Regions from separate parts of the Homo sapiens genome. Here region 2 is linked to region 1. A link is an interaction called in ENCODE POLR2A ChIA-PET data of the cell type or tissue named here. Cell type or tissue: OCI-LY7. All regions are shown on one strand. Links, peaks and the distances in the headings refer to the core of each region. The heading gives the core; the rest is flanking DNA.

Region 1 (5,378 bases), core at 130-5,129:
TTTTAGGACCACTGTCTGACAGAATATGCAACTGGAAAAATGGCTTATATACGATGACATTCATGGCAATCAAAGATCCAAGTTCAATCACTAGTGCTCTCAGCAGTAATTAAGCTTCTTGTTAGAGAAAACCTTAAATTAAGAATGTATAAAATTCATTATAAGCAACATTATTCAAAAAGATGAGTTACTATTAAGTTGTAAGTGACTCAAAATCTCTCACCCCTTTCCAAGTCAAAAATCTGAACCACTTCAACAAGAAAATTTAAAATATCTTAGAGCTGGGGGACAGTGGAGGAAGTCCCAAACCCATTAGATAAAAAACAAAATTTTAAATATTAATATAGCAGATACTTTAACTTTAAAAAGAAATTTTATCCCAACAGAGGCAGTGTTTCACAGTCTTTTCTAGGATAGTGTGGCCTCTGAAGTCAGGAGAACTGGGTTCAGCAAACTAGTTTCTCCAAGTGTTTCTTATCTGTAACGGGTCAACAATAGTAGGTGCCACGTAGTGTTGTTGAAATGATTAAACGCAAGTTTATGTGTAAAGCATGTGGTGTGAATTTTTTTTTTTTTTTTTTTTTTTTTTTTTGAGACAGAGTCTCGCTGTATCTCCCAGGCTGGAGTGCGGTAGCACGATCTCGGCTCACTGCAAGCTCCACCTCCCGGGTTCACACCATTCTGCTGTCTCAGCCTCCTGAACAGCTGGGACTACAGGCGCCCTTCGCTACACCTGGCTAATTTTTTTTGTATTTTTGGTAGAGACGAGGTTTCACTGTGTTAGCCAGGATGGTCTGGATCTCTTGACCTCGTGATCCGCCCACCTTGGCCTCCCAAAGTGCTGGGATTACAGGTGTGAGCCACCACGTCCGGCCTGAAAATTTTTTTAAAAAGGTCGCTACACACTATGTACAATTTCCAACAATGTATTTATACAAACATTGATTAAAACCTAATGGAAGTCTACTGGGATTCAATTTGTACAACTTGCACACTGCTGGTTTGTCCTTACAGCATCTGAAAAAGGTACCTTCATAAAACTCCAATTAGCCTCAATTCTCATTAAGAAATAAAGTATAATTACTATTGCCGGGCGTGGTGGCTCACGCCTGTAATCAGAACACTTTGGGAGGCCGAGGCGGGCGGATCAATAGGTCAGGAGATCGAGACCATCCTGGCTAATACGGTGAAACCCCGTCTCTACCAACAATACAAAAATTAGCCGGGCGTGGTGGCGGGCGCCTGTAGTCCTAGCTACTTGGGAGGCTGAGGCAGGAGAATGGCGTGAACCCGCGAGGCAGAGCTTTCAGTGAGCCGAGATCACGCCACTGCACTCCAGCCTGGGAGACAGAGTGAGACTCCATCTCAAAAAAAAAAAAAAAAAGTATAATTACTATTTAGTAAAACTGCCATTCCTTACAAAACCATGTTAAGGAACAATAACAGAAATTTTAGTCCCATCATACTTTTTCAATGTTGCTGAAATCTTAATTTCTTTTTAGTCCTTGGGATTTCTCTTATGGAAAAATACGTATCAGCGATTATATAAATATCCTACTGTTATGAGAGTTTCACTGCCATACAACATATAACAGCACCATTCAATCTCGCAATGTTATGTCATTCCCTTACCACGCTGGTGTAGTCTCACGACATCCGGGAGTAAAGTACTTACATAGATCCACAAGAAGACAGTGGTGCCCAAGGTGAACCCAACTTTCAGCCAGTCAGGTTTGGCATTCGGCGGCTCTCGCACGTAGAACTTTGATCGCACTGAAGCTGAAAGGGGAAGAGGGTCTGTAAATTTGTAACTTACTGCCTTGTAGGGAAAAAACCCTAACATTTACGTGCGTATTATCGCATTTAATTCTCCCTTCAACTCCCCCATCTCCCACTTAAACAGCCAAGGAAATAGAGGTTCAAAGAGATCAAGTACCTCGCCCAGGGCCACTGGCGAGTTAGACAGGACGCACCTGTCCTGTCCGAGGCTTTCAAAGCCTCGTTTAAGGGCTTGCGGACCCTCAGACGACTCGGGAGTGGTCATGTAAGGGGCGCCCCGGGGAGGGTGTCTCCTCTCCCGGTTTACGGGACCTAACGTACAGAGGTGGGGAAGGCAAGGACCCAAAGTCCATTTACAAAGGCCAAGAGTGGTCAGGTTGAACTTGGATAAGTGCTAGAGGCGGGTGATGGGGAGCAGAGAGCCCTGCGTAGGGGACAGGCGTGGGCTGGGCCTTGGGTCGTCTGCCGGCGAAGGTCACTGCAGGACGAACCCGGGCCGCTGCCGCCTCCTGCACCCGTGGGCTGGGTCCGCCTTAGGAGGGGTAATCTGAGGGTCGAGTCGGCCTGCACGAGGAGGATACTCACGGCCGCTCGGGAGCCTGGCGGGGGCCAGCAGCCGGGAAAGGGGACGCAGCAAGGCGGACGGCGCCATCTTGCGTGGCCCAGCTCAGTCTCTCCGAGTTGGCAACAGAACCAGCGCCACCTGGCGGCCGGAAGTGCGGGACTCGAGGGCTCTGCAGCAGAGCTCCGTGGGGGCGTCAACGTGAATTCCAGCACGGCAAGGTTCTCTAGCACCCCGGCCTCAGCCTTCTGTCTATACAGTGGAATTAGGAAGAAAATAATTAAAAGAAAAAAGAGTTTACCTATTCTCTGTCCTCTGGGGGTTTTTCACCCCATCTCTACGGCTATTCATCAAGAGGTTTATTAAAATTTTCCTACATGAGCCAGAAGAAAGAAAAGTGTCGTGCTGAATAATAACTAGCATTTGGATTGAATTCTGTGGTCCAGGCACGGTGCATTAATGTATCATATGGTTTACATTCATTGTCTTATTTCATCTTCAAAACGAGCACATATCATGCCGTGGTTATAAGCCTCAATTTACAGATGAAGCTTAAAGAAGACAGCTACTCATCCAAGGTGACATATTATATTTTACAGTTGAAAAGATCTCTTAACACTTACCACTTACACTCACGATCATACTGAAGCCTCACAAACCTGTGAAGTAGAATTAGTGCCTTAGGTAGGCTTAAGATCACACAGATGGCAGAGGTGGGATACAGTTTGAGGTCTTCTGACTCCAGATCTAGTGATCCTCATTAGCCCACCTAACAGACTTGGACCACCCTAGACCATAAGCTGTAGAATCAGCGTTCAAAGCCATTCTGCTCACCACTTTTTAGCTCTATGATTTCTAGGCAAATTACTTAACCTCTCTATACCTAAGTTTTACATCTGTAACATAAAACCTATAGGGTTGCTGAGAAGCTTAAACAAGTGTCTGGTAGTAGTAAACAATTTATTTGGTTTTGCCTATTAAAGACATCGTTCTGAGGAATAGGTTTTATCTTGCACAGTTGAGCCAGATCTTTGTACATTCAATTCAGTTCAATCTGATGTCTAAAGACCAGTAAAAATATTTATAGGTAACAGACAATACATTTTGACCCTTTAAAACTAATCCTTTAAACTTTATGTCATTAATTTTAAAACCAAAATAAATGTTAGCAAATCTCCTATATTCTCTTTAGCAATGTTATTTTAAGATCTTTTTTAACCAAAAATTATTGACCAAAAAGTCAATTAATTGCACTGTGTTTTCTGGCTCATTTTAACATGCAAATGGTGGCTAAATGGATTGCTAAATTGTGAGTCACTTTAGTTTGTAACCTAGTTTGAGCCTCCTGGACTCATGCTCAAGTAAGTAAACTACCCAATGAATGTGCTGAGCCAGTTGTTGGTTCGCCACTTATTGTCCACTCAGCAACCTGTCAGTTGTATATCCTTTCTACACCATCCGTTGGAAGCTTGTCCTGATGAAGCTTTTGCTAGTATCCAACAAGTTGAAACAGATGCTATCTTTAGTCAGAGTATTCAGAACCAGTAAGCAAATTACTAATTTCAGTACTGCTATTGAGAAAGACTGCTTTGTTCTTTTTCAGAGCTTTGGCCCTTGTATCCTTTTACTAGTGTGTATTTTGGGAAAGTGATGAAGTATAAGCACATTTTTCTCACCATATTAGAGCTGATGGGAACTGTACACTTGGAGTACCCAGCTGTATGTGAAACTGCATCTAGAAAAGAATCCTGATTAAGTAATTCCAGCTAGGAACTAATATCTATAATATTTTGTTAGAAGTTGCTTCATAACATTCATGTAAGCATCTTCAGAATTTGAACACTAAAATCTTATTTATGATCCAGGTGAAAAGAGAGAGGATTTGAGTTAGCAGCTAGAAAAGCAAAGTTTCAGTCCAAGATTTTTCCACTGGGAAAAAATCACATCTCCCAAGGAAGGTAAAAAAAGAGCAAGAATTGAAAAACAGTATAAAATGCAAAAAACAAAACAAAAAATCCCTATTTTTATTGATACAGCATGCATGAGAATACTATGAATCAAACTTAGGACTTGGGCCAGTCACAGTGGCTCAGGCCTCTAATCCTAGCACTTTGTGAGAACAAGGTAAATGGATTGCCTGAGTCCAGGAGGTCAAGACTGGCCTGTGCAACATAGGTAGATAACTATCTCTACAAAATGATTTTTTAAAAAATTAGCTGGGTGTGGTGGTGCATGTCTGTGGTTCCAGCTACTCGGGAGGCTGAGGTTGGAAGATCGCTTGGACCTGGGAGGTGAGGCTACAGTAAGCCAAGACTCTGCCACTGTACTCCAGCCTCGGTGACACAGTGAGACCCTGTCACAAAAACAAAACAAAAGAAAAAAACCAACAACCTCCCACCTCCCCACACACCAAGATGTATCTATAAGTTTTTATTTTTTAAGACTCAGCAGCTGGGCGCCCTGGCTCACGCCTGTAATCCCAGCACTTTGGGAGGCCGAGGCGGGCGGATCACCTGAGGTCGGGAGTTCAAGACCAGCCTGACCAACATGGAGAAACCCTGTCTCTACTAAAAATACAAAATTAGCCGGGCATGGTGGTGCATGCCTGTAATTCCAGCTACTCGGGAGGCTGAGGCAGGAAAATCGCTTGAACCCAGGAGGCAGAGTTGCGGTGAGCTGAGATCGCACCATTGCACTCTAGCCTGGGCGACAAGAGCGAAACTCTGTCTCAAAAAAAAAAAAAAAAAAAAAGATTCAGCAGCAGGCCGGGCGTTGGGGCTCACATCTATAATCCCAGCACTTTGGGAGGCTGCGGTGGGTGGATTGCTTAAGCCCAGGAGTTCAAGAGTAGCCTGGGCAACATTGAGAAATCCTGTCTATACACACACACAAAAAAAACCCAGAAGCAATAGCAAATTGTTAACATTTGTTAAATCTAGGTGACAAATACATGAATTTCTTTTATATTCTTTTTTTTTTTTTGGAACAAGGTCTCAGCTCTGTTGCCCAGGCCGGAGAGCAGAGGTGTCATCACAGC
Region 2 (5,378 bases), core at 139-5,138, 110 kb before region 1:
TTGAGACGGAGTTTTGCTCTTGTTGCCCAGGCTGAAGCGCAGTGGTGTGATCTCAGCTCACTGCAACCTCTGCCTCCCAGGTTCAAGCGATGCCCCGTCTCAGCCTCCCGAGTCACTGGGATTACAGACATGTGCCACCACGCCCGGCTAATCTGTATTTTTTAGTAGAGACGGGGTTTCTTCATGTTGGTCAGGCTGGTCTCGAACTCCCAACTTCAGGTGATCCTCCCGCCTCTGCCTCACAAAGTGCTGGGATTACAGGCGTAAGCCACCGAGTCCGGTGGTGCCCTTTCTTTTTCTTTTTTTTTTTTTTTTTTGAGACAGAGTCTCACTCTGTCACCCAGGCTGGAGTGCAGTGGCGCTATCTTGGCTCACTGAAAGCTACACCTCCCAGGTTCACGCCATTCTCCTGCCTCAGCCTCCTGAGTAGCTGGGACTACAGGCGCCCGCCTGCCACCACGCCCGGCTAATATTTTGTATTTTTAGTAGAGACAGGGTTTCACCGTGTTAGCCAGGGTGGTCTGGATCTCCTGACCTTGTGATCCACGCGCCTCAGCCTCCCAAAGTGCTGGGATTACAGGCATGAGCCACTGCGCCGGGCCATGCACTTTCTTTTAATCCTCACAATCACCCAATCAGGAAGATACTATAGTATTATCATATTTTAGATTATGAAACTGACCTGGCTGGGCATAGTGGCTCATGGCCGGGCACGGTGGCTCTTGCCTGTAATCCTAGCACTTTGGGAGGCTGAGGCAGGCAGATCACTTGAGGTCAGGAGTTCAAGACCAGCCTGGCCAACATGGTGAAACCTTGTCTTTACTAAAAATACAAAAATTAGCCGGGTGTGGTGGCACGGGCCTGTAATCCCAGCTGTTCTGTGGATCGCAGCTGGATCGCAGCACTGCACTCCAGCCTGGGCGAAAGAGCGAGACACCATCTCAAAAAAAAAGAAAGAAAAAAGAAAGAAAAAGAAACTGACTTTTCCCAGAATCACCAGTAAGTGAGCAGGGGAAACTAGCTGACTCCAGGCTGCAAGTTCTTAACAGTCTGCCCAGCCTCCTCCTCCTCCTCCTCCTCCTCCTCATTATCATCCCCAGGGTGTCAGGCCAGCCTCTCCCTATAGTGTGCTCTCCTAAGGATAGATAATACCTCTGCCTAATACAGCTGAGCAGAAATGGAATTTGAATCCAGTTTTTCTTATTTTCACAGGCTCCCTTTTTGAGGTCACTGAAGTGAGAAGTGGGAAAGAGGAAGGTCTTAGGTGATGCCCTTGAGCCTAGAGGAAGGGATTTAGCAATAACGGGCTCTCTTTAATTAACTTGCTGAGTCAGGGCAGGAGGCAAGCAAACTAGTGAAGCTGAGGGGAAGAGAGGAAGTCAAGTATAGATTGACAGAGGCAGGCTTGGATCTAGTGAGGCAGGGAGAGATTGGGGAAATTAGGAAACTAAGGAAAATAGGAAAGAGCTAAAATTCATTAGCCAACAGTGGACTTGAATGTGGACAATTATCTACTTTATAACTTGGGGGTTTTCTGGTTTGGTTTTGTTGATAGAGTCTCACTCTGCCACCCAGGCTGGAGTTCAGTGGTACGATCATGACTCACTGCAGCCTGGATCTCCTGTGCTCAAGCAATCCTCCCACCTCAGCCTCCCAAGTAGCTGGAACTGCAGGTGCATGCCACCATCCCTAGCTAATTTTTTATTTTTTATGGAGACAGGGTTCTCACTATGTTGCCCAGACTGGTCTTGAACTCCTGGACTCAAGGGATCCTCCTGCCTCGGATTCCCAAAGTGCTGGGATTACAGGCATGAGACACCACACCCAGCCTACTTTATAATTTTGACTATAGCTAGCCGTGTCTGTATGTTCAAAATTATTTTGCTTTTCAGTTTTTCCTCAGGATGTCTTGTGTATTTTTATATGGTAGTTGACATTTACTATTAACCAATTTTGGTATTTTTCTAATATTTATGTGATAGAAAATTTAATTATTTTTATATTGTGTATTAAAAATTTCAGTCTTTAATATTTTTTATTTATCATTAGCCCAAAGAGCCCTTCAATCATTAATGTAATACTTGTTAAATTAGGCAGGAACTAGATATTAGGGTGTGCCTATAACATCAGTCCCGAATATCCAGATTAGATAAACTATTTAGTGCCTCTCAGGCCCTAATATACTGAACTCCCAAATGCCAGTATGCTGAGAACAGCAACGGAAAAAGTTTTACAGAAGATGCACATGTGGTTATCAGCACCAAGTGAATAGCCCTGAGCTTTTTTTTTTTTTTTTTCTTTTTGAGACGGAGTCTTGCTCTATCCCCAGGCTGGAGTGCAGTGGCACGATCTCTGCTCACTGCAACCTCCGCCTCCCAGGTTCAAGCGATTCTCCTGCCTCAGTCTCCCGAGTAGCTGGGACTACAGGCACGCACCACCACGCCCAGCTAATTTTTGTATTTTTAGTAGAGACAGGTTTCACCATGCTGGCCAGGATGGTCTCGATTTCTTGACCTCGTGCTCCACCCACCTTGGCCTCCCAAAGTGCTGAGATTACAGGCATTGAGCCACCATGCCCGGCCAGCACTGAGCTTTTTGAGTGTAGAGTTTTCAGACGACACAGAAGGTTTTGGTCTAAATGGTCTAGATACCTTGAAATGAGATTAAGAAGTAGTATCACGGACTGTGATATAAGTGACTGAATTTGTGGAATTCTCTTCCCACTGCAACATCTTTACAGTGATCCTGTTTTCTAGAATCAGATTTTTGGGATGAAATGAATGGAGTGAAAGGATGAAAAAGTAAGACAAAAAAGCAGGACTTTTTTGTATATTCCAGGCATTCTAGCTGTTTTTATTTTTGTAGGATAAACATTTTGAAGATGTGATTAGAGGAAAAAAAGAGAAGACAGATTACAATAAACATACATATATTTACCAGGGCTTAAGGCCATTTAGTCTACCAGGTAACAAACTTTTTTTTTTTAAGCTTTAGAATTTACAAAGTTCACATCAGTCTGAAACAAACATTTTATTTTTTTAAGCTTTAGAACTTACAAAGTTAACATCAGTCTGAAATGATAGCATTAAAAGGGTAGCATATGAAAAATCTCCTTTATAACATTTTATTTATTTATTTTTTATAGAGATGTTAGGGTCTCACTATGTTGCCCAGGGTGGTCTCAAACTCGTGAGCTCAAGCCATCCTCCCATCTCAGCCTCCCAAAGTACTGGGATTACAGGCATAAACCACCATGCCAGGTCTGAAAAATCTTCTTAACCAGCTATAACGAGGTAAAACATCTCTTTAAAAATATCTTAAAAGACAATAAATGAGCTTGAAATGCTATAAGGAAATATAGCCTCACTTAATAAATATAACTCAAAGCCTCCAAGGATTAACCCAAGAAAGCAAATTTCAAGTAACTGATTTACCTACTACCACTGTGACCCTCACTTTGATTATCACTTCTACCCCCATACTGGGCCATAAAAGGGTTCTGCTCCTGTTTAACATTCTTGCTTTACTCCCCAGTCTAATCTCATCAGTTCTGAGGCTCCCTACCAATTCCTTCTGTTCTCACACGCTTTCACTCCAGCCTCATTCTCTGACCACCAGGCCCTGGCTCTGCCCCAGCAGCCATACTTCTGCCATGTGACATTGCTCTCTTTGGCTATAGCCGAATGATTGAATCAGCAAGGTGTACCTCATCTAAGCTGGGCCTATCATACCTGTTCTTTCCAGAATTTGGAACTGGGACCAACAGGCCATCTACAGTCTCTTAATGTCTCTGGAATTTTGTATGCTGGTAGTTGTGAGAGAATCACAGTCTGCCGTATGGAAACTGAGAAGCAGGAAAAGCCCTTCTGCTGTGGCTTTGCCACAAGGAGACTCAGACATTAGAGAGCAGAGAGAAGTGTGTAGGTTCCTGGCAGCTTTCCGGACCCAGATCATTCTAATGGCTGGGGGGAGTCCACCTCTTATAAGGCCTGAAACTTAATACAATTTGAGGGAGGCCCTCTTTTTTAAATAAATAGAAAATTATGGGTACAAATAGAATATTTATTTAGAATGGGAAATAAATCACCAAAAATAACACTTTTTTTTTTTTTTTTTTTTTTTTTTAGATATAGTCTTGCTCTGTACCCAGATGGGAGTGCAGTGGTGCCATGGCTCACCTCAGCCCCAACTTCCTGGGCTCAAGTGATCCTCCCACCTCAGCCTCCCAAGAAGCTAGGACTACAGGCACTCACCAGCACACCCAGCTAAATTTTTTTGTTTGTTTGTTTGTTTGTTTTTGAGACAGAGTCTCGCTCTGTCGCCCAGGCTGGAGTGCAGTGGCGCGATCTCGGCTCACTGCAAGCTCCGCCTCTCGGGTTCACGCCATTCTCCTGCCTCAGCCTCCCAAGGAGCTGGGACTACAGGCACCCGCCACCACGCCTGGCTAATTTTTTTGTATTTTTAGTAAAGACGGGGTTTCACCGAGTTAGCCAGGATAGTCTCGATTTCCTGACCTCGTGATCCGCCAGCCCCGGCCTCCCAAAGTGCTGGGATTACAGGCGTGAGCCACCGCGCCCGGCCTACTCTCCCTTTTTAGCATAGGCTACATCAAGTTGGTTTCCATTTTTTGCAAACCAAAGTGTCTCAAACAAGGCTCTGTTATATTTTTCACAGATTACTGCATTAGCCCTGTAACAGGTAGGCTTAATTCTGTGTCCAATTCCAATTTGCTTTATATATGCTGTCCAGATTAATCTTCCTAAAGCATAGATGTGATGATGTTACTACTCAGAATCTCTGAGTACAAACTCCTCATCCTGGCATTGAAGGCCTCTGTACAATAGCCCCATGTCTATCTTTCCAGGCTTACTTCCCACCACTTTTCTTGGCGGAGTCTGGGCACCAGTCACAAATGGCTACAAACGGATCATGCCTGAACTTTCCCACCCATATGCCTTTGCTCAGGATACTTCTTCTACACAAAATTCCCTCTCTTGTTCTGTCAGAGCTGCATATTCTTCAGGGTTCATCTCAAATATTATCTCCACCATGAAGCTTTTATACATCCAAATATATCTCCACCATGAAGCTTTTCCTGATTTTCTGACACACCTCCCACCCTCCAAACTAAGTTTGATTTTTGCCCTCCTTTGATTCACTATAGCTTTTGGTTCTTACTTCATCCATGACACTGTAGTTTCTCTTTTTCTTTTTTTTCTTTTTTTTAAAGAGGGCCTCCTTAAATTGTATTAGGTTTCAGGCCTTTTAAAAGTTGCATAACTGGCCGGGCGCGGTGGTTCACACCTGTAATCTCAGCACTTTGGGAGGCCAAGGCAGGCAAATCACGAGGTCAGGAGATCGAGACCATCCTGGATAAC

What was found. Peaks named below come from ENCODE experiments on the same cell type or tissue, not always from the same donor. Only the 100,000 strongest peaks of a DNase experiment are listed, where the experiment ranks them.
Region 2: POLR2A ChIA-PET joins it to region 1 with 9 read pairs; 14 of 35 experiments call an interaction of 5 or more read pairs at or near these places.

Annotation. Positions count from the first base shown.
Region 1 is chr4:139,293,368-139,298,745 of GRCh38, forward strand. NDUFC1 (NADH:ubiquinone oxidoreductase subunit C1) reads right to left here. Exons shown (of 6, transcript NM_001184989.2): 2 at 4,018-4,076; 3 at 2,365-2,593; 4 at 1,676-1,779. The coding sequence starts at 2,431. Among named protein-coding and RNA genes, the nearest start is that of NAA15, 5.4 kb to the right of the region's middle. RefSeq lists an enhancer at 2,224-2,787. In OCI-LY7, for the core only: CTCF peaks have their summits at 2,502 (motif pointing left) and 2,704; DNase peaks (open chromatin) are centred at 1,664, 2,024 and 2,484; H3K4me3 peaks cover 3,038 bases; H3K27ac peaks cover 3,132 bases.
Region 2 is chr4:139,187,949-139,193,326 of GRCh38, forward strand. All of the region lies in intron 1 of LOC105379412 (a long non-coding RNA gene), which reads left to right. Among named protein-coding and RNA genes, the nearest start is that of ELF2, 13 kb to the left of the region's middle. In OCI-LY7, for the core only: no CTCF peak of the experiment used is centred there; no DNase peak of the experiment used is centred there.